Linked DNA regions of Homo sapiens: all the other regions are linked to region 3. A link is an interaction called in ENCODE POLR2A ChIA-PET data of the cell type or tissue named here. Cell type or tissue: MCF 10A. All regions are shown on one strand. Links, peaks and the distances in the headings refer to the core of each region. The heading gives the core; the rest is flanking DNA.

Region 1 (5,339 bases), core at 776-4,775, 56 kb after region 3:
GAGGTGCATTCCTTTCTGTTTATCAAGATTCCATGGGCCAAGGCCAGGTGTACCCAGGCCAAAACAAGCAGACCTTGACCAGGCAACAAAGCAGTGCATTGGTTTCACCATGTTCTCTCTGAATGTCCCTCAGCTCAACTGATGCAGCATGATAGGGATGGTCTAGGGTGACAAACACGGACTGCCACACCCTGCTTATGCTTTAACTATTTCTGTTTATATGCACAGCCTTCATATCCAATGCAAAGTGAAACAAGGTGGTTTTTGCCCACAGAGTGGAGTTGCTGAATGTCAGTTGCTTGTATGTCTGGGGAGTGGTTATTTAAAAATCCTACCCACTGCTTCAGTTTGCTCTGCTCTTTATAAGTACAGTCACAACCCAAGACTCCAGGAGAGATTAATCCGGTGTCCTTGTTCTGTTTCATTCCATGTGAACAGCTGAACTGGGCCTTTCTTGTTCGAGATTTGCAAAGGATAGTCAAGATCCTTCTTCAATCACTAGCATTTCAAAAGGGTTCTTGAAATGACAAAATGGTTCCTTTGCACTGTCGACATTTTCATCATCAATGAATATTTATGAAGTGCCCACATGGAGGTTGCTTGCCAGTTCCGAACCCAGATAAGAGGGAAGGTTCTTTATTCTGTTGCAGAGGGGCGTTTAGTCAGTAAACTGCATTTCTTTTAACTTCTGAAAGCCTTCCTTTTTTCTGGGGAAAAAAATGTCATTTTGCTTTTGCAAATGAGAGAGTAAAGCTTTTGGCTATTGCGTAGTATTTCTTCAATTATTATTTGGGTTTCCAGACAGCACTTGTTTTCTGAAACCCTCAAATTGCCTCAAAGATATAATATCTTTGTGCTAAAAATACTTGTTAGTCAAACATTGGTTGAACTCATGACTTGTGGCACTCATGAATTCAAAAGATGGTTTCATTTTTTCCAAATCATTCTCTCCTTTTCATCCACTCCATCCCAGAACAAATCATTCCGATAATGTATTGCTAGAATGACTCACAAGGGGAATCCATCACTGACCGGGTTTGTCCAAGGTCTTGCACTGACCTCTCATGGTGAGGAGAGCAGCAAGCTGTCCCCCACACTTGCAGGCTGTTATCTTGATGGGAATGAGAGCTGTTGGGCTGCTCTTCAGGAGCAGGAGGTAAGAACAGCCTGTGGGGTCCTGAATGGCCCCAGCGTCCTTGGGTACTAAATGCAATGCTATGTACTCCCCAGTGTAAAAAGCTTCCTGGTTGCATACTTGGCTTTTGCCTTCTGTTTGAGACACAGTGAGCCAGATTACTTCAACAAAGTCATTCCCTGGGAATTAGATGCTCAGAAAAGTACATTAACTTTTCATGTCTTGGCAAAGCTTTTAGCCACAGCAGGAGCTCCCTGAGTGAGGGGCTGGGTTTCTTTTACCTCAGTATTCTTGGAATCTGGCCCACTGCCTGACACATAGTAAATACTCCATAAATACTTGTTAACTGACTTCAGTTAATAATTGTCATCGACAGTCATTGAGAGCACCTACCGTTTTGGGTCCCTGATTAAGACTAAGGATACAATGAAGTATAACAAACAGTCCTGGCTCTGATTGGAGTCTAGTTGGCGAATCAGGCCAAACACGATAAATGACACTTGCCAGCATAGAGTGATGTGTTTTAATTGCTCAAGGAATAACACAGGCCATAAGGGGCACTAATGTTTAGGAAAAACAAGAGATCCACCTAGGACAAGATACCAGGGTCAGCCTTTCTGCTTGCTAGGAATTGGGCTATGCCTTTAAGGAAGAGATAATAGCAAGATGTATCAAGTACCTCCTACTCTGTGCTAATGTCTCTTTACATACATTACTGAATCTCACAACAATCACACAAGGGAAATGTTTATCATTGTCAACCCACAGATGAAGAAACTCAGGCTCAGAGAGGTTAAGCAATTCTGTCCAAGGCCACATGGCCACTGAGTAGGAGGACTAGACTTCTAATGCAGGCCAGTTGAACTCCAGAACCCATGCCTCTTTCACCACCTCGGCCAAGGAGGAAAGACCTCAAACTTTATCAGCTACCTTGGGGCTTAATTTGAAGCAGCTTCCAAAGCAAGCTGACACTGCTTCTAGGAAGCAATAGCAAAGCAAGGAAAAGCTGACACCCTCAGGTTCTCTGAGCACCACACTGAATGGGGTGGCAGGTGGAGCCACAGGGTTACTGGAGTTGATCTCTGGACCTGGACAGCTTGCAACCACAAGCAACGGGCTGGGTGCAGGTGTGGGTATGTGCATGACTCTGCTGGACAATTTCCCAGTAGCACACACGTGGCAAGCAGCGTCTACTGCTGAGCTCTAAAAGACTTTTGATGAGTTCAAACCTCATTATGTGGATGCTTTGTAATGAGACCAGTCAGCCCGGGCTTGGTAGAGTGGTTAAGTATACAGACTCTGCAACAAACTAAATCCTGGCTCAATCACTTACTAGCTGGGTGAAATCACCAACTCATGGGTTCCTCTCCCACCACACGGTTTTAGAAAGAGGTCAAATGAGTTAATATATGTGAAGCAGAATGGCATCTGGCACATAGTGCTTATATAAATAAGGGTTGCTATCTATTCTTCTGCCAGCAGAATCTAGCAAAGGTATGTACCTTTAGAGTTATTGCCAAAGGTTCAAGTCTGGATTAAAGGCCTAAATGAGGCTTAAATGGATGTAGCTAAAGACATTAGTGTTCCTTTGTAAACAGACAAGCCTTTATTGTGTTCAGAATAAGGCTTGCCAGTCAGCTGAAGTAAAACTTAGAGCAAGATCTTGTATCACAGACAGCCAAAGAGTGACCTCTAGTGGCGTAGGTTCTTATTACTGACTATGCAAACTGAAAGGCGTTCAAGGAACCACAGATTGTAGGACTATGGAAACCGATCGTGCATGGGTGTCTTTGTCCGTTTGTGTAACTATAAAGGAATACATGAAGCTGGGTAATTTTTATTTTATTTTATTTTTGAGACGGAGTCTTGCTCTGTCACCCAAGCTGGAGTGCAGTGGCGCGATCTCAGCTCACTGCAAGCTCCGCCTCCTGGGTTCACACCATTCTCCTGCCTCAGCCTCTCGACTAGCTGGGACTACAGGCGCCTGCCACCACGCCCAGCTAATTTTTTTGTATTTTTAGTAGAGACGGGGTTTCCCTGTGTTAGCCAGGATGGTCTCCATCTCCTAACTTCGTGAATGGCCCGCCTTGGCCTCCCAGAGTGCTGTGATTACAGGCGTGAGCCACCACACCCGGCCCCAAAGCTAGGTAATTTATAAAGAAAAAGAGGTTTATTTGGTTCACGGTTCTTCAGGCTATACAAGAAGCATGGTACCCATCATCTGCTTCTGATGAGGGCCTCAGGAATCTTCCACTCATGGCAGAAGGCAAAGGGGAATCAGTGTGTACAGAGATCACATGGCAAGAGCAAAAGCAAGAAGACAGGAGGAGGTGCCAGTCTCTTTTTAACAAGTAGCTCTCACAGGAACTAATAGAGCGAGAACTCACTTACTACCTTGAGCATGGCACCAAGCCATGAGGGATCCACCCCATGGCCCAAACACCTTCCACCAGGCCCTGCCACCAACATGTTGGGTATCAAATGTTAACATGAGACTTGGCAGGGCCAAACAAACCATATCCAAACCACAGCAATGGGGAAGATCGTCCTGGACCAAAAGAAAAGTTGTTCTGGAAACTGCAGCCATGAGAAGCCCTATACATTGGCAAGGTAGTTATCCTGATCTTTGAAAGTTATTTCATCCCCTCTGACGCCAGTGCTGATATTCTCAAGAACTCATGTTCCCAAGAGCTTCTGGTTATACAGGTCTAGAGAAAGCACAAATGGTGTGAACCTTCTGGAAAGGTACACATGTGGGAAAAAGTCTTTAAAATATTCATCTTAAAGGTCACAGGAGGCCGAGTGTGGTGGCTCATGCCTGTAATCCCAGCACTTTGGGAGTCCAGGGCGGGCAAATCACGAGATCAAGATATTGAGACCATCCTGGCCAACATGGTGAAACCCCGTCTCTACTAAAAATACAAAAATTAGCTGGGCGTGGTGGTGCGCACCTGTAGTCCCAGCTACTCGGGAGGCCGAGGCAGGAGAATCACTTGAACCCAGGAGGTGGAGGTTGCAGTGAGCCAAGATCGCGCCACTGCACTCCAGCCTGGTGACAGAGCAAGACTCCATCTAAATAAATAAATAAATAATAAAGGACACAGGAACTATCTTAAAGGGGTTTCCATTGGCCACATCGGAATTTGAGTAACGAAATAATGATAGTAATGGATTATAACTTCATAGAATGAGTCCATACTGAAACATATAAACAAATGAATAAATGAAGGAGAAAAGAAAGCTCTTTCTTACAGTGGCATTCCAACTAATAAATGTCGAGCGAATGCTGAAATTTAAAAATCATTTTCAATAGTTATTTCAGGTAAAAATCATCAATGGATGCTAGAATTAGTAGGCAGAAGTTAATTAAGAAGCACTATTGATATTATCTAGGCTGAGTGCAGTGGCTCCCGCCTATAATCCCAGCACTCTGGGAGGCCAAGGTGGGTGGATCACCTGAGTTCAGGAGTTTGAGGCCAGCCTGGCCAACATGGCGAAATCCCATCTCCACTAAAAATACAAAAAAAAAAAAAAAAAAAAAGCTGGGTGTGGTGGCAGGCGTGTGTAATCCCAGCTACTTGGGAGGCTGAGGCAGGAGAATCACTTGAACCCAGGAGGTAGAGGTTGCAGTGAGCCCAGATCATGCCACTGCACTCCAGCCTGGGAGATGGAGCAAGACTCTGTCTCAAAAAAATAAATAAAAAACAAAAGAAACAATATTTATATGATCTAAAGTATCTCCCCCAAAAGCTACTTGTTAATTACAAAGTGTAAAATAGTAACTTTTTAATAGAGAACACTGGCAGACAGCACCTTAACCAATGATCATAGTTAACACCATTGGTTACTGGGGCAAATTAACACTGTGCCTCCTAATGAGGCACTGAGGACACAACCTGGCTTCTGTTGTATTTCTCCTGCCAAAAACACAGAACCCAAATCTAATCACAAAAAAAAAAAAATAGGGCAAACTCAAATTAAAAAATATTCGACAGAACCATCAGTTTACAACAGGGGTGTCCAATCTTCTGGCTTCCCTGGGCCACATTGGAAGGATTGTCTTGGGCCACACATAAAATACACTAATACTAACAATAGCTGATGAGCAAAAAAAAGAAAAGAAAAGAAAAATCGCAAAAAAGTATCATGTTTTAAGAAAGTTTGCGAATTTGTGTTGGGCCACATTCAAAGCCATCCTGGGCTG
Region 2 (5,339 bases), core at 594-4,593, 400 kb before region 3:
CACCTGTCAAGAAGGGACACACTGCAAACCTTATTTTGGAGGCTACCTGCAGGTGCACATGTGACCAATGATTATTTCTAATTCTGAATTTATTGAAAGAGAGTGGAGGTGAAGAGGAAGAGGAAAGTTGCAAACCCTGAATCCATTATTAATTTTTTTCAGAGGACAGGGTTTTTTTCTTTTGGGATTAATGCTCACTGATAAAAGAGGGAGCTTTAGTTGCTTTAAGGCTTAAGGCTAGAGTGTTGTCATAGTTTTAGTTGCTGAGTGATTTTGATTGCTAATTGCCCTTAGAAGTCTATTTTTAAACTCTGTCCAAGGGACAATACCATTAGATGACTTCACAGAAACTCTATATAAAAGAGAAATGTATATTAATGATCATAAAAAGCATATACTGTTACAGTCCCTATATGACTTGCATAGTGAATTAGCTAAACTAGAGCAAGCTCCTGACTGAACTCTACTGGAGTAGTTAAATTAGCCAAGTTAGCTCTGGCGTGCACAGCTGTGATGATGTATGAACTAACTCATTATGTGTTATTGATAACACTGGAGAGAGGAGAACAGCTGAAACTTACTATGCCTTGTGACTTTTTGGTAGTTCTTGAATATACACAGCTGGATGAGTTTAAATTTATTTTAAAAATTTCTGCCTAAGAGAAAGACAGCTCCATAAGCAAGAACTGTGTTTGAAGTGACTTTCAAAATGTGTGCCTTGTGCTTTAGGATAAAGCAATCCAATGAATTATTTTTTGTACTTCTTTATGCTACTATTTACATATGAAATAAAACTAATTGGCTTCTGTCTATACTAACCCAGAGAAGTTACTGGATCTGTGTAGAGCTGTCATGGCAATCAATAGCAATCATTTATTTATTCCCTTTTTGGTTTTTCATCAATAAGCAGATTAGACTTTTTGAAGCAGCTGCCACCTGGCTTCAGGTTGGGGTCATTCTTTTCCTGATGTATTTATGGTAATGAAAATGAACCTTGTCAAAATGATTTATAACTTTTAAATCAGACAGTTGGAGGAAATAGCTTGTAAGGTTATGTGGCATTCCCTAAAAATAATTGCATGATACATTATATATTTTATCATTGAGTTGAATCCAAAGCTCTTACTTTTTATTGTAAGTAAGAAAAAAAAGGAATACAAGTTGAATATCCCTTATCCAAAATTCTTGGAGACCAGAAGTGTTTCAGATTTTGGATTTTGGAATATTTGCATAGTACCCCAGTTAAGCATCTGAAATCCGAAATGCTCCAGTGAGCATTTGGGTATCATCTTGGTGCTCAGAAAGTTTTGGGTTTGAAGCACTTCCGATTTTCAGATTTGGGGTGCTCAATTTATAGTAGTAACTCCATTCAGCATTTAAAATTTCATTCTGCACATAGTGGGCATGCAAAAAAAAAAATGCTGACTTTTGACTGATAACTCTGTTGTGTCCCTGTAAATCTATTTCCTATTATACTAGAATTATCCTATTATACTAGAATTTCTAGATCATAGATTTACAATCTACCATAAAGTAAAGATAAACTTCATAAGTTCTTCTGTGTATTTCTAATCATGGTCAGTGATCCTTAGTTTTATTCTGGGTTTGGGTGCTATTCCTAAAGGATAAAGCAGTATGTAGTCTATGCAAACCTTGACTACTCAAGGAATGCTACAAAAATACAGCCATTTGAGATTATGACTTTTTTCCCATGGTCTCTTTTATTTTTATCTCCTGATTTGAGACCACCAGATTCTGCATCCTTTGTCTGATGGTGATGATTCTGGATTGCATTTAAATTAGGACCTTAAGTCCTCTTAACCTTAGCCAACAACCTTTAATAATTATCAGTCTCCAATTTGTGAGTTGCAATTGTCTTTTTGTGGAAGGAAAACTTAGTACATGTGTATATCATTTTTTGCAAAGGAAAAAACATATTTCAAATTGCAAGATAATTATTTTGGCACAACTTGTATGGCTAGTTCAAATTGGACACTGTAAAAGTTTTGAAAGAAACTCACTTTGTAAAAGTAGGAGAGTTTCTCTTTTATAATAAGATTGGGGTCTTAAGGTAAAGTGAGTTCGAGAGATTTTGTATCTTTGAAAAAGACCACAGTGCTGAAGGTTAAGCCATTTTCCCTTTGATTCTGGGTTTGAAATAGGTGATAGCCTGAGATCTTGATTTTACCGCTACTTTGCAACACCTTAAACAGAAACTGTACAAGGAATAAAATACTTCTGAAGTTCACCATTTCTAGGAGCAAACAAGCCACATTTTAGATGTGAAGGAATTCCTTTTTTTTGAGACCAAGTTTCAGGCTGGAGTGCAGTGGCATAATCTCGGCTCCTGCAACCTCCGCCTCCTGGGTTCAAGCAATTCTCCTGCCTCAGCCTTCCTGAGTAGCTGAGATTACAGGCATGCGCCACCATGCCCAGCTAATTTTGTATTTTAGTAGAGACAGGGTTTCTCTATGTTGGTCAGGCTCGTCTCGAACTCCCGACCTCAGATGATCCACCTGCCTCGGCCTCACAAAGTGCTAGGATTACAGGCGTGAGCCACTGCGCCCAGTGATGTGAAGGAATTTCTTTAACAAAACTAAATAGGGCTTATTTTTATATTTATAGATTGTTTATGACAGTGCTTTCTAGGGACTGAGAATTATACCGTATACAGACTCACCCCAATTTAAAATTTCTTCCTTCAAACGTTAAACCTAATCCACCTCAATCCCTGACACAGTAACTGAAAGCTTCAAATTTTTGAGATTAATTCACTTGTTAATAGTGAATTTGAAATTACAAGTGGTAGGTTCTGAAATACATTTTGAAATTTTTGAAAATTAAGGATTTTATGTACAATAAATTCTGTTTGTAAAGATTTATATTCAGTCTGTGAAGAGGACAGTATTGCAGACTTGAGCTAAATATAATCAATTCTGTGATTAGGAACTCAAATTTTAGAAGTTGATGACGTTAGTAAACTTCTAATTGTCATTTGTGAAACTTCCAATTTTCCTTGCTGACTTAGCTAGTTACTGTTACTAAGGCAAGCATTGAAGAGAGTTAACTAAGCATTCCTATTTGCCGTTTCCACACAACAAAATGTGTCTGTCTCCTGGATCTTTCTCTGCTCTATGCTGTTTACTTACTGGTAACACCCACTTGACAAGTAAAGAACCTTTGCATGGTCATCACAATGAAAGGATAAGTTCTTACAAGAGTGAGAATGCTAGAGCAACTATTCCTTTTCACCTTCTACAGAAACCAGTGACTTTCGAGTATGTGTACCACAAAAAGTTGTGTAAGGAGTGTATTGAGAATCTCCCATGACTAAGTTGTCTGAGGAAGAGTTCAGTAAATTTGTATTCTTCATGCAAATTGAAGTCCTCTGTTTTGGTGCTATTGCCTCTGAGTATAAGGAAGGATTTGTGAGTAATCTTATGTTGAAACATAGTACTTCTGGTAATGATTAGAAAATATGTTTAGACCACACTTACAAGAATTTCTCTTTATTACATTAGCTTTTCTTTTTGAATTAATTGAAGAATTCTTAAATTGTCCCACTTATACGACATAGCCAAAGAGTTTGGATGATCATCTTTGGTCTAAATTTTCACTAGCACTTGAACAGTCAGTGAAGAATGGCAAGGGTGAGGACCAAAGGGTGAACTTTGCTTGCAGTAGTGCATGTGCTTTCAGAATCTTGCATGCACCCTGTGATCTTCACAGTTCCTGCAGCTGATCAAGGTGTAGAGAGGGCAAATGGCACAAAATACTCTAAATAATTTCCTGCTGTGGTTGGTCTTTGGTTTCTGAGTGTCACCTGGCTTAGCTCTTTCATTACCAGGCATTTAGAGAGTAAAAATTAGCACAGGATAAACACTGGGTTTGCCTTCTAAGGTTTAATTACTCATCCTAATAAAAGAAAGACATCCTTGAATCTGTGCAGAGTATGTGAAACAGAGTCAGGGTAAAGTATGTGAAACAGAAGGAACTTTGCTTGCTTGCTTTCTGACATTTGGATTATCCAAATGCTGGCAGACATCAGAAGCATTATGTAAAGTGTTCTACAAATTTGTTACTCAGAAATAATTTCGACTCTCTTAACTAATTGATAAAATTGAATCTATCATAGAAACTTGGCTTTGTAGAATCCAACTCCCTCAGAAAAAGTTACCAATTTAAGACGATGTTTGAAAGGTTTTGTTATAGCTTATAAAACCTAGACAATAAAAAGACTCTCTGTCTTTTCTCTAGGAAGTCTTTTTCTCTAGCAATTTGTTTAAAGAACTATCAGAGTGATGAATTCTCTATATATAGGTTGCTTGTATGCATTCAAATCTCTAGTCTGCTGAAAGCTGTTTACTCTTCTCTGGGTTCTTAGCATCAAATACGTAATAAGTCACCAATGAGTATATTTCTGATTCTTTCATTGATCAGTTAGTTCATCTGGACTAATTGGGGAAAAAGCCAAAGCTAAATAATAGAAAATTCTGAGTAAAAACCTTTTTATGGGTATCATTTGTAATTTAAAAGTCAAAGCAGAAATAAATTAAGCTAATAGTTTATATCTTACTAGGCATTAGAAAATATTTTTATGATAACTATAACTAGTAGTTATGTGTAAATGAGTGCTGAATTGAGGTATTTGAAAGCAACTTATTTTTAAGTAATTTTATCATTTACATATAGTATTATATTTATGTAGAAAAAATTATAAAAACGTTTATTTTATCCCTTTTTAAGGGATGTCAAAGTCTATATTCAAAAAATTGAATTAACCACTATTTGTGCCTTGAATACATGGGAGGCATTTTTTATTGTTTACTTTGAGATAAGATAGAAACCTCTCAGTTTTAAAAATATTTTTCTTAACAGAGGGGATATCTACTCTTTATAAAAATCAGTGATTGCATAATTTAAGGTAGTATAAGGCATGCTACCAATTTATAAAAACTAACCTGTGCCTTCTATCCCAGCTGTTCTTACAGAAATTAAGTTTCACTTTCTCATCAGGCTATGGTTGAGAAGTATGTCTCATTTATAGTGCCTTCTGTGATCTTAGGACATGTGACTAAACTTGAATAAAAGTTAAGGCTGTATGACATTTCTGGTACCTTCATGATGCAAAATTTAATCCCACACTACCATAAATAGATGGCAGTGAGATCTTCTGATCTCATAAGTGTAATTTTTATTTATGAAAGATTTTAGACTTATCCACATTTTATTGGAAAGTGTTTTTGTGTTCTTTGCTTTGATCTGTAGTTGTGTAATAGAAAACAAACAACAAAAAAGCCAGCATAACAATATTTTAGTAGGTTCTTTTCCTTAAGTAG
Region 3 (5,339 bases), core at 660-4,659:
GTTCGCTGTCCTACAGACAAGAATCTCCAAAAATGGAGTTCTGGCTTAAGGTGTTTGTCCTGGCTTATCTTTTGGCCACTCAACAAAACTTTCTGTGCCTCATTTTCTCTCTTCTTCCCATTTCCAAGCAACAAAACCATGTCCATCTACTCTTATTAAAAATCTCCAAGAGTGGTGTCTCATGCCTGTAATCGTAGCACTTTGGGAGGCCGAGGCTGGAAGATTGCTTGAGGCTAAGAGTTCAAGACCAGCCTGGACAACATAAGGAAACCCTTTTTCCGAACAAATAAAAATAAAAATTATTTTTTTTGTAGGTATGGCAGCACGCGCCCATAGTCCCAGTTGCTCAGGAGCCCAGGAGTTCAAGGCTGCAGTGAACCATGATTGTGCCACTGCACTCCAGCCTGGGCGACAGAGCAAGACTCCAGCTCAAAAAAAAAAAAAAAAAAAAAAAAAAAGAACCACAACATACCAAGTGAAGCCATATGGAGCTTCATGCAAGAAGATCAACATGCACCAGGTTCAAGGGAGATGCTAGCAGTTACAGCTCACAGGCTACCTCAGGTTTCTCTCTTTCATGTGCTTCTGGCCTTACCCAGTAACAGCAACTCTGAACACTATCCAAGCAAAACGTCATATGCTTTGAAGATGCACTAGTATTTCAACAGGCTGAACGTTTTCCAGAACAAAATCTTTACCAAAGCTGCTAACAAGCAGTCAGATAGACTGCCCTGTGAGTGTTCTCCTCCAACAATGAACCAGCAGAAAGGTCAGCAGCCGGAAACAGAAAGAGGAGAAGGGTCCTAAATAAACACAGTTTAATCAACCGTGAAGAAACCTAAAAGTTGCCCGAAAGTGCTTTGTTAATGGGAGAAGCAAGGCCCCTGCCCTCAGAGAAAGGCAAGGAAGGTTGAAGGTCACTTCAGCTGACCAGAGGATGCCATGGCGGCAGCGACATTCCCCGGTGGGAATCTCAATGGAAGACGCAAACGCAGAAGAGAAGGAAGGGAGAGGAGAAGCCAAAGGTGGACCTTTTCCAAGGACCTGGCAAGCAAATGTTCCCTAGAAAGAAGATGAAAATTTAGGTCAATAAGAAGGAAAGACACTGTTTTTAGAACCATTATGACGACTTCAGAGTTGGTTCTCCTTCAGGCTTTTGTCCATCAAGTCTGTCATGTCTGATTCCAGACTCCTCAGGATATTTGAAAAAAACTAATTTATTTGAATTACATCAATGTCCTTTACTTGCATCTAAAAAATCAAAGTCAAGCTATGCTGATATGTGAGAGAGAATTGAGATGAATGAGGGCTGACTCCCAGTCTCTGCCCCTGTAATTACTTTCTTTGTAAGCCTGAATACCCAATCAGATGGACGCCTTCTGAACACATTTTTTCATATTTATGAAATACCTTTGAACAATGAAATCTGGAAACTCTGGCAACATCTGTGTCCAAATATATCCAAGTGTGTTTATGTTTTTAATTGAAGATCAAACAATTTTAGATGAACTCATCTATGGTATCATAGAAACTGCATATTTTTAGGTAATTCTTGAGAGCATTTTGCAAACTATTAAAGTAACTTGATATCATGCTATATCTTTAAAAGATATTTCTCAGCTGTGAATACTATTGGAATGAAATCGGGACTTTTCAAAAAAGTCTGCAGCATGAAAAGGTTTGCATATGAATTCTGATTCCATTAGAAAACCATTTCTTTTAGGACTGTTTTATCATTCTCTATTGGTTCATGTAATATGATTGGTTTGTTCTTATTCTAATTAAAGATGCAATTTATTAAAGAGTCTTTAACTTCACTAAGGCAAAGTTTAAAAAGCTTCTAATCAGATATTCTTGGTAGGCAGGAGAACTATAACCTTCAAACTCTCTGATGTTGTATGAAGCAGCTCTCATCTCTACACAAAGATTTTCACTTCTGTGATCTGGCCTGGTAAAACATTTATTCCTTTATACTCAGTCCTAGTTTGTTTTAGATCTGGGCCTCTGGGCCCATTAATTTGTATAGGATGATAATTTGTATAGGAAGACAGGTGTGCTGTTTTTCTTCAATCCTTGAGGATATTAGGAAAAACTTTAACCAATTAAGGGATCCCATCACCTGACGTTTCTTTGGGGAAAATGACTTTTGAAGGCATGTGGGGATTGTCAAGGAAATAATTTTCCCTTTAAATTACATGTTTGTACGTAAGAGGAATGCTGAGCAGGATATCAAGAGGCAGTGGTCACTCATGGCACTATTTTCAAAGTTAGTTAAACAAGGAAACCAACTCACATTTCCCCAGTTTAGCTTTTCATTTTTAAAACTTGCTGAATTCAGGTACATCTCGATTGCTCGTGGTAATAAAGGAGACATTAGGCGTGGATAACAAGACCGCAAATGGTGAGTAAAGCAAGACACCAGGTATCATTTCTTTCCTGTTTATTAACATTCACTCCAGGCTGTATACTTTGGTTACCATGGTCGCGTGGTGTCTGATGTCACAGGCCAAACCATATAAAATCACAGAGGCCACAACAGGCAGGAGGAGCGGCCTGGCTTTGTCTGAGTCAGGCAGCCCAGCGTGTGGGATGCCAGGCTGGATGTGCTGGGCCTGACCAGCCGCCCGCTTTCCTCTTCTCTTGCCTCTGCCTGCCCCCTGGTGGACAGCTGGGGTAAAGCATGGGAGTGCGCCTTTGGGGTCTCAGTGGGGCTGAAATACGACTCCTCCCCTAGGACAGCCTGCCTTCCCCAGCCTTGTTCTCCGGCAAAGTCAATTTCCTGGAGAATCGAGGCTCTGCCTCAGATGTTCGGAGCCTCCGCAGGATGAACACCTCCATTTCAATTCCAGGGGCTTTGATCAACCTGTGCCTCCCTTGATCCCCAACTTGTGGGCACCTTCCCTTGAGCAGTGCCCCCACGAGGTACACCTTTCCCGGGAAACAAAAATCATTCCTTCTTTGGGTCCTGCAAGCTGTAAAGAACCAATACAGCACTGTGCTACTGAACATGTTGCCACTATAGAAGCCCCTTGTGTTTTGAAGAGTACATCTCTATAGCCATTCGTTTATTCATCAGAAACCAGCTAGAAGCCAGGCCCTGTGCTGGGCGCTGGAGACATGGAAGAAACTGGGCTGAGGCTCCCGCCTTGAAGAGCTTGTGGCCCAGGGAAGGGACAGTTCATCTGTCATTGATTGCCACGTGACAGTGTCTATGATGCTAAAAAGATGCCAGTGCTGTGCTGCAGGAGCAAAGGCCGTGGAGGAAGAGGCTTTGGCTTTGTTGCGAGTCCTTGCCAGAGCCAGGCAAAGCCAGTCACCGCTTTGTTCAGATGACTCAGGTAAATAAATGAGGCCGCACAGGCTGTCCTGACACCACACACCTCTAGAATACCCTGGCTGTGCTGGGAGCTATTGGTGTCAGCTGAGTATTTTCATCCCTGTCCAAGTCACAATGATCTGACTGTACCAGCCTGTGTGGATGTTGCTAAGAGGAGGCAGACAGCACCATGAGCTCCCTTAGATGACGATCGGCATGATGTTCCTGCTGTGGCAGCGCTCAGCTCTTGCCAATGCTCTTCTCTGCTTTGCTCACTTTAAGCCTCCCTTAATTTTTTTGAAGCCCAGTTTCCACATTGCTGATTCACAGATATGCAAGACTCAGGCAGGAAAAAAAAAAGGTAATTATTTCAAATGACTCAGGCGCCCTCCTTGACTCTGGGATCTCTGTACAGACTTGCACTTTAAAAGCTGAGGGTAATGATGTTGTCATTTGTATAGGAAAGGCTGGAAGAAAAACACATTAGTGTTCTTCCAAACTCTTGACTTTTGGAAAAAATTAGCATAGAGAGGATGGATGCTCAGCCATGGCCTGACATCGAATGCCTAATGCAGAGGTGAAGACACCTGCACAGTCCCATGCACTGGCGAGCTTCCTGGGGACAAGGGCAGTGCCTTGATCACCTCTCTTCCTCGTGCAGTAAATGTTTGTTGGATGAATGGTTGTCAACTCTAGTCCTGTCAGTCCTCCCTGAGCCCTGAAACAGAAATTAGGAAATAATAACAATTAGCAGGTCCTATACTCCTAGATTTAAGATTTTTGAACAAATAAGGGAAAATTATTTGCCTGCTACAAAACTGCTAAGAGAGATGACAATGAAGGAAGGGTGGGAATCATCTAAGGGAAAGAAGAGGGGAATCAATTGCTCCACCAGTGGCTTGCTGAAAAGCTTTCCACACTTGTAGAAAAAAATCCCCCACCGCCAAGAGTAGAGGCCCCAGCAAGGGCAGTCACAGCAATGGTGGCCGTCAGGTGCCCTATGCAGCAGAGTGGAGCCATGGGCAGCAAGTAGATCATGCTGGGATAAAGGCTGTGGGGGCTGTGCTAGGGATGGCAGTAACACATGGAGACTCTCAGTAAGGGGGCCTGAGGTGTCATCCACCCCCAACTCGACCATTCCTCCCCTCCCCAGAGAAAAGCCAGCATCAGCATCTAAGGGAGGGAGGGCTAGTGTGGCTGGATGGGGTGGCAGGGGTAGGAGGCACAGCCAAAGGCTCTGGAAATCAGCTTGAAATCTTAGGTTTTCCCTGAGGCTGCTATAGCTTGGGGGAATGGAGTTACATCTAACTGTAAATGTTGTTCACACTCAGTCTAAAGAAAGTCCAAAAGTCATTTTAGGATGGTGGTGTACTTCAAATTACTTTTCTATGCCCCAGTTTTGGGTTCCATTAAATTCTCATTCTTCCCGCATTTCTGTTTTTCCTCCAGGTACCCTCAAAGAGCACCCATAATTCATTCATTCATTCATTCATTCACTTATTCAACAAATACTGATTGAATCCCTGCTCTTTACCAGGCTATGCTAGGTACCAAGAATATAGGGTCAGCAAAGGCAGGCATGGTCCCTGCCTTCAAAAGGAGAGGACCTTGATCAAACACACACACAAGTTAACATCATTGCAATGTGTGGGGTCCTGGGTATATAATGAGGGGATTTGGTTAATAAGGGACGTCAGGGAAATCTCTGAGGAAATGATGAGTGAAATAAAATCTGAAGGAACAATAAGATTAACTAAGCCCAGTGGGTCCTGGGCAACCCCTAGAGTGGGGCTGCACATGTGTATTCAAGGCCATGAAAGATGGCAAGTGTGACCTGAGTGCAGACAGCAAGGAGGTGAGATTCTCAATCAGGCTGGGGAAGGCCATGCACGGGGAGCCACTGAAGTGTTGAAGTGGCCAGGTGATGTGATCCAATGTGCATTTCAGAAAGAGTTTGATCTCCCTGTGGAGAACAACTTGGAAAACGTCATAACTAAATGTCATTAGACCAGTTAGGAAGCTA
Region 4 (5,339 bases), core at 918-4,917, 300 kb before region 3:
TCTCTAAGGAACTCTTGAGTTCTGCTCTAAAGAATTGATTTTCTCCCAGTCTAAGTAAATAACTCTATCATACACCCAGTTTCTTAATCCCAAAAAACTAAGATCCAAATCAATTTGGAGCCTCCCCTTTCTCTTATCCTCTGCATCTAATCCATTAGCAAGTTGTAGGTGCTACCTCCAAAATATATTACGAATCCATCTTTTTTTTTTTTTTTTGAGAAGGAGTCTCGCTCTGTTGTTGCCCAGGCTGGAGTGCAGTGGCGCCATCTCTGCTCACTGCAACCTCTGCCACTCGGGTTCAAGCACTTCTCCTGCCTCAGCCTCCTGAGTAGCTGGGATTACAGGCATGTGCCACCACGCCCGGCTAATTTTTTGTATTTTTAGTAGAGACGGGGTTTCACTGTGTTAGCCAGGATGGTCTTGATCTCGTGACCTTGTGATCCGCCTGCCTTTGCCTCCCAAAGTGCCAGGATTACAGGCTTGAGCCACTGCACCTGGCCATGAATCCATCTTTACTCCATCTTCTCTGCCATTTATCCTCATCTAAGCTGAAATAGCTTCATAATTGATATCTCTGCTTCTGTTATTGCCTCACCATAATTTACTCTCCACTAGGTAGCCAGAATAACCTGAGTTAGAACAGAACATGTGCTACCTCTGCTTAAAATCTTCCAAAGGCTTCTTGTACTTAGATTGAAATCCAAACTCCACACTACGACCTACAAGGTCCTACTGAGCTGACCCCCACCTACCTCTTGGTTCCCTGCTCACCAAATCCATCCCCATTAGCCTCCTTTTACTTCCTCAAATATGCTAAGCTCTTTCCCATTTTTTAAAGGCCTTGGCATGTGCCCTTGGCTCACTGCAAGACTTTTATCTCCTCATCATTCTGCCATCAGCTCAAATAACCTCAGAGGGGCCTTTCTTACCTCCTAAAATAGTGCCACCCACCACAAAACATTTGAAATTATTTATTGGTTTACATGTTTATTTCTTAGCTTGGAATTAAGTTCTTTGAGGGCAGGGCCTTGTCTGTCTTAGTTATCACTGTATCCCTAGAACCTGGAATAAAGGCTGGCACCAAAGAGGTGCTCAATAAATATTTATCAAATGGATAAAAGCCTCTCTCAGAGGGAGTGTGTGCTGCGATAAAGAAAAAGAACAGCTGACTATGGCTTGTAGAGTGTCTTGCTTTTTATTTTTTTGTAAACCACTATGCAAAAATGGGCATGCAAATGGACCTGGTAGAGAAAGGGGCAAAGAAAAATGAAAACAACTGATGTTAGGAATAAATGTTAATGTCATTTCTTTCCACTATTGTTATTCTACTATTTGTTTAATAAATCAAATTAGTAGAGAAAATTAACTTTTCATTCATATATTGTCATATTGAAATGGGCTACAGTCAGCTTATAAAAACAGAGTATTTATGATTTTGGAAGAAGAAATAAAACCTCATCTGAGTGTTCCTTTTCACCTTGTCTGACAATCTAATTTATGTTCAAAACACTAAACTTACACATTTATTTAAAAATCTTAAATAATACTCCATCTCCACTGCTACCATAATTTAATTTATAAATACATATTTCATGTCTAATCTATTTTGAAGGAGAGATTTGAAAAATTCTCAATATTTATATTATTTTTCTCTTGGCTTTCATTATTGTTTTAGTAATATTTTATTTGGATGTATGAATGAAAATAGACCAGGGCTAATACTCTGCTTAACAAACAAAATGTATTGGAATAGTCAATAAATGATAATAAATATGTGCCCTACAGTTGGTTAGTGTCTAACCATCTAAAGTGGCCCTGCCAGTAGCCTACAGATTTACTGGCTATCTCAGAATATGACTTTCAACTGGGAGCCCCTCCTCTCTGCATAGTCCATTTTTATTTATATAGCCATCAAAATTTATTGCTGAGACTAGATTAAAATGCCACTTTGTATACTCAATAATCATCATTTTGCTTTTTCCATTTTTAGCTTACTAGAAAAAAAAATGCTTAAATGTTTAAATGTCTCCATATATGGAACTATAGAGTTTGTTTGTTTGTTTTCCTATGTGAAGTGTAATGATTTTCAGTGCCTCTCTGGGTACTTTTGGAGATGGCAACAAATCTAAGCCAAGAATCCACGAAAGGCCAAATTCTTCCTTGGTCCATTTGTCTTTGGACAATTTTAAGAACACTCTATCAGTTTCTCAATTTTGTTGATTAGCAATCAGCTGATTTGGCATTCTTGGTCCACTGGGCTTATCCCATCCCCAAAAGGTAGGCATTGTCATTCCCAGAAAAGTAGTGCTACAGGCATCATGGGCACCTGGGACCTCAGTGGCCCTCTGGCCTAATTTTTCTTTAGGAAGATGAAGAGCCTGAGATAGAAAAAGTTGATAGAAGTAGTCCAAGCACACACAACTCTCAGCTAGTTGATGGCAGGGACAATATTGAATCTGAGATTCCAAGCTCTTACTTTTTTTGCTTTTCTCTGTTATATCTTACTACATATTTTACTGCTATTGAAAACACAGACATTATCTTGTATGAATACATTAAATTGCTCTGTCCCAACCTTATCCACATTCACTGGGACAATCAGTAGAGTTCTTTGAGCATTTAATGTGATCTACTACATCTTTAGGCAGGGAAATTCATTACTAGCTCAGAAATACAAACTGGTGGTTTATTGGACATTGCTTATGAATCTGGGCTTCACCACTAATTGTGTGAATTAATTAACTGGTCAACTAATTCTCCAATATGAAATAAGTGGGTTGGATAAGCGGCCTATGATGTATTTCCCAGCTCTTGTACTCCCCAGCTCTTGTACTCAGAGTTTTTATGAACTATCATTGCGACTCCCAATTATCTTGTTGGTAGGTGCATTTGGAACACATAATAATCCTTTTAGGTCTCGATTAAATGAGATCATGTTTTTTTAGTGGCTTAGCCAGTTTTGCTTCCTTATTTTTCCCATGTTGCTTTCAGTGCTTAGTACCCTAACCCTCTAATACTGTTTTTTTCCTCCAAATTACCACTAAATATATGGTGACCTGTCATTCTGTTCTGGCTAGTCTGGTCATTTTGTTTTGGGTCAGGGAGAGGTCTATTGCTAAAATCAGTAGAGAAGAAAATCTCCCAGGGGTACTCTACAGCATCCCAGGGACCAAGTCAACGGTTGTCAGACTTAGGACAATCAATATGCCTCTGGTTAAACTAGGTGTTGGTGCCTGGTCCTAAGGCCCTATGAATCCTTATGGGGAAACTGATTTCAGAACTTAAATAGATGCTTAGGACAGATCCTCTTTCTTGGAGCTTTTGAGTAGAGTCACACAAGGTGGGCCACAGACAGAAGAGAGCATCAGAAACTCAGAGGCATGATGTGTAAAGGCTTAAAACAGAAGCAATGAGGTAGGAGAAGACATGAAGTGGAGAAAAGTTACAAAAGGAAGCAAAATAAGGAAGATAAGAGAATGGCTGAGTCACAGTAATTGTACAGTCACTAGATAGATAAACAAACCTGAGGTGATGTCCAGATGACCAGAGCTCTTGTCATACTGTGAGAGCTTCAGAACTATTATTATACCATGTTCTAGTTCTCTGTGAGACCGGGCCACCTACAAGAGTCTTCTTGTAGCTCCATAGTTTTCCATGTGTTTTTCTAACAATTTCTGTCTCCTCAAGTAACCTAAGTATGCTCTGTACCTTGCCAAGTAAAAGAGCCTAAGTAACACGGTATCTTTGTCAAGTCCACACCCTAAACTGTTGGAGTGCCTGCATATTGCATGGGAGTAAGCACGCATACAGTGAGCCAGCATGCAGTAAGCCTTCAGTAAAGTTTGCTGAATAAAGCTGAGGGGTGTGTGATTACTTTGGGAATGACTGAGTCCATGTTAGGCTGGCAAAGAGTATTTCTATATTTGGATCAAGGTGTACCCAAAGTTATCTGAAAACTTGCGGGCTGGAGCAAAAGTGAAGCTTTGTGAGTAAGTGAAGGAAGAAATAGTTTAAGTGCAACATTACCAAGAAGGGCCTCAACTCAAAATATTTTTGCCTCCAACTTGCCATACTGCCTAAAATATAGACACGATATTAACTCCTTCAATGGAAGGCACTGGCTATCTAAGTGCTCACTTATAAAGTATTTATGTTCAGAGACAGGAGTAACACGTAAAACTTATCATATTTCATATCTTAGTGTGCATTCATTCAGCAAACGCATTTCTAGCAGATTTTTATCCTACGGACTGAGGAAATATGACTCTTGATGGTGTCAGGTCATGGAGTGTTGGAAGGTGGTACTTTTGGAGCATGGAGCACTGCTGAAAGAAATTAGGATGACCTAATTCTTGTGTGGAACAATATACATTCTGGTTACTCCTAGTGAAGGAAGAGGGAAGGAAACGGTAGGGATGTGAAATTCTTCCAGGCCTCATTCTAGATGACCCCAATTACCACATACAATACAAAAAGGGTAACAAGGATGATATGTGTTATATGACAAAGATTCTAGGTTTTGAAATAAGAAGATCTGAGCTTTATCCTCTACTGCTGTTTAATATATATGAAACTTAGGATTTCTGGGCTTCAGTTTCTTCATTTATAAAATGGGAGATAACAATATATCATTCTTCAGAGGGAGGTGGTAGAAACCATCTGAGAGAAATGGTGGTCAAATGATTTCAGTAATTGCAAACTGCATGTGTTGCAGTTCAGCCTGGAAGGAGCAGGGATATAAGAGTGACCTTAGTTGAGAGTAGGCCCTCCCTGCTGCTAAGGCTTCCTACCTCTCCTAGACCCAGGAAGAAGTACATGGATTCACTTTTCTCCCACCTCACATGACTATGGTGGTTACTCATCAAATCAAAGTAAATCTAGAGGTTTTTGCTGAGGAAAAGTTATGCTTTCTTTCCTGATAGAAAAGAGCACTGGCATTAAAGGCACTTGAGACATTTTTTTCCCCTCATCCTTTTCTCATCCTTTCTTTTCTAAATCTCTTCCAACAGATAGGTATAGTAGTTACAAAGCTTTAGTTGCAAATTACAGAAAACCTGAATCAAGCTGGTTTTAAGTAATATTGGAAAGTTAATGGTTTATATTACTAAATGGTCCAGTGATACATTTTCAGGTAAAGCTTGATCCAGCAGCAAAATGATGGCATCTAGGGCCTGGTTTCTTCCAATTGTTTCTCTGTTCTGTTCTTCATAGTAATTACTTTATTTTAATGCTGCTACTCATCATGATCCTAAGATAACTGCCAATTGATTCAGTGCTCTTGTCTATCAGGAAAGAAAGCATAACTTCTTCCCAGCAAAAACCTCTAGATTTACTTTGAT

Evidence for each region. ChIA-PET counts read pairs that join two places held together with the same protein. Peaks named below come from ENCODE experiments on the same cell type or tissue, not always from the same donor. Only the 100,000 strongest peaks of a DNase experiment are listed, where the experiment ranks them.
Region 1: POLR2A ChIA-PET joins it to region 3 with 53 read pairs; 31 of 35 experiments call an interaction of 5 or more read pairs at or near these places.
Region 2: POLR2A ChIA-PET joins it to region 3 with 14 read pairs; 27 of 35 experiments call an interaction of 5 or more read pairs at or near these places.
Region 4: POLR2A ChIA-PET joins it to region 3 with 11 read pairs; 5 of 35 experiments call an interaction of 5 or more read pairs at or near these places.

Annotation. Positions count from the first base shown.
Region 1 is chr3:157,134,792-157,140,130 of GRCh38, forward strand. No RefSeq gene overlaps it. Among named protein-coding and RNA genes, the nearest start is that of LINC00880, 14 kb to the left of the region's middle. RefSeq lists a silencer at 909-1,203. In MCF 10A, for the core only: a CTCF peak has its summit at 2,818 (motif pointing left); a DNase peak (open chromatin) is centred at 2,830.
Region 2 is chr3:156,682,161-156,687,499 of GRCh38, forward strand. All of the region lies in intron 2 of TIPARP (TCDD inducible poly(ADP-ribose) polymerase), which reads left to right. Among named protein-coding and RNA genes, the nearest start is that of TIPARP-AS1, 9.1 kb to the left of the region's middle. In MCF 10A, for the core only: no CTCF peak of the experiment used is centred there; no DNase peak of the experiment used is centred there.
Region 3 is chr3:157,079,242-157,084,580 of GRCh38, forward strand. It overlaps LINC00880 (long intergenic non-protein coding RNA 880), which reads right to left. Exons shown (of 4, transcript NR_034007.1): 4 at 2,426-4,034. It overlaps LINC02029 (long intergenic non-protein coding RNA 2029), which reads left to right and starts at 2,600. Exons shown (of 3, transcript NR_135546.1): 1 at 2,600-3,677. In MCF 10A, for the core only: a CTCF peak has its summit at 2,683 (motif pointing left); DNase peaks (open chromatin) are centred at 2,600 and 3,640.
Region 4 is chr3:156,778,290-156,783,628 of GRCh38, forward strand. All of the region lies in intron 1 of LINC00886 (long intergenic non-protein coding RNA 886), which reads right to left. Among named protein-coding and RNA genes, the nearest start is that of LINC00886, 36 kb to the right of the region's middle. In MCF 10A, for the core only: no CTCF peak of the experiment used is centred there; no DNase peak of the experiment used is centred there.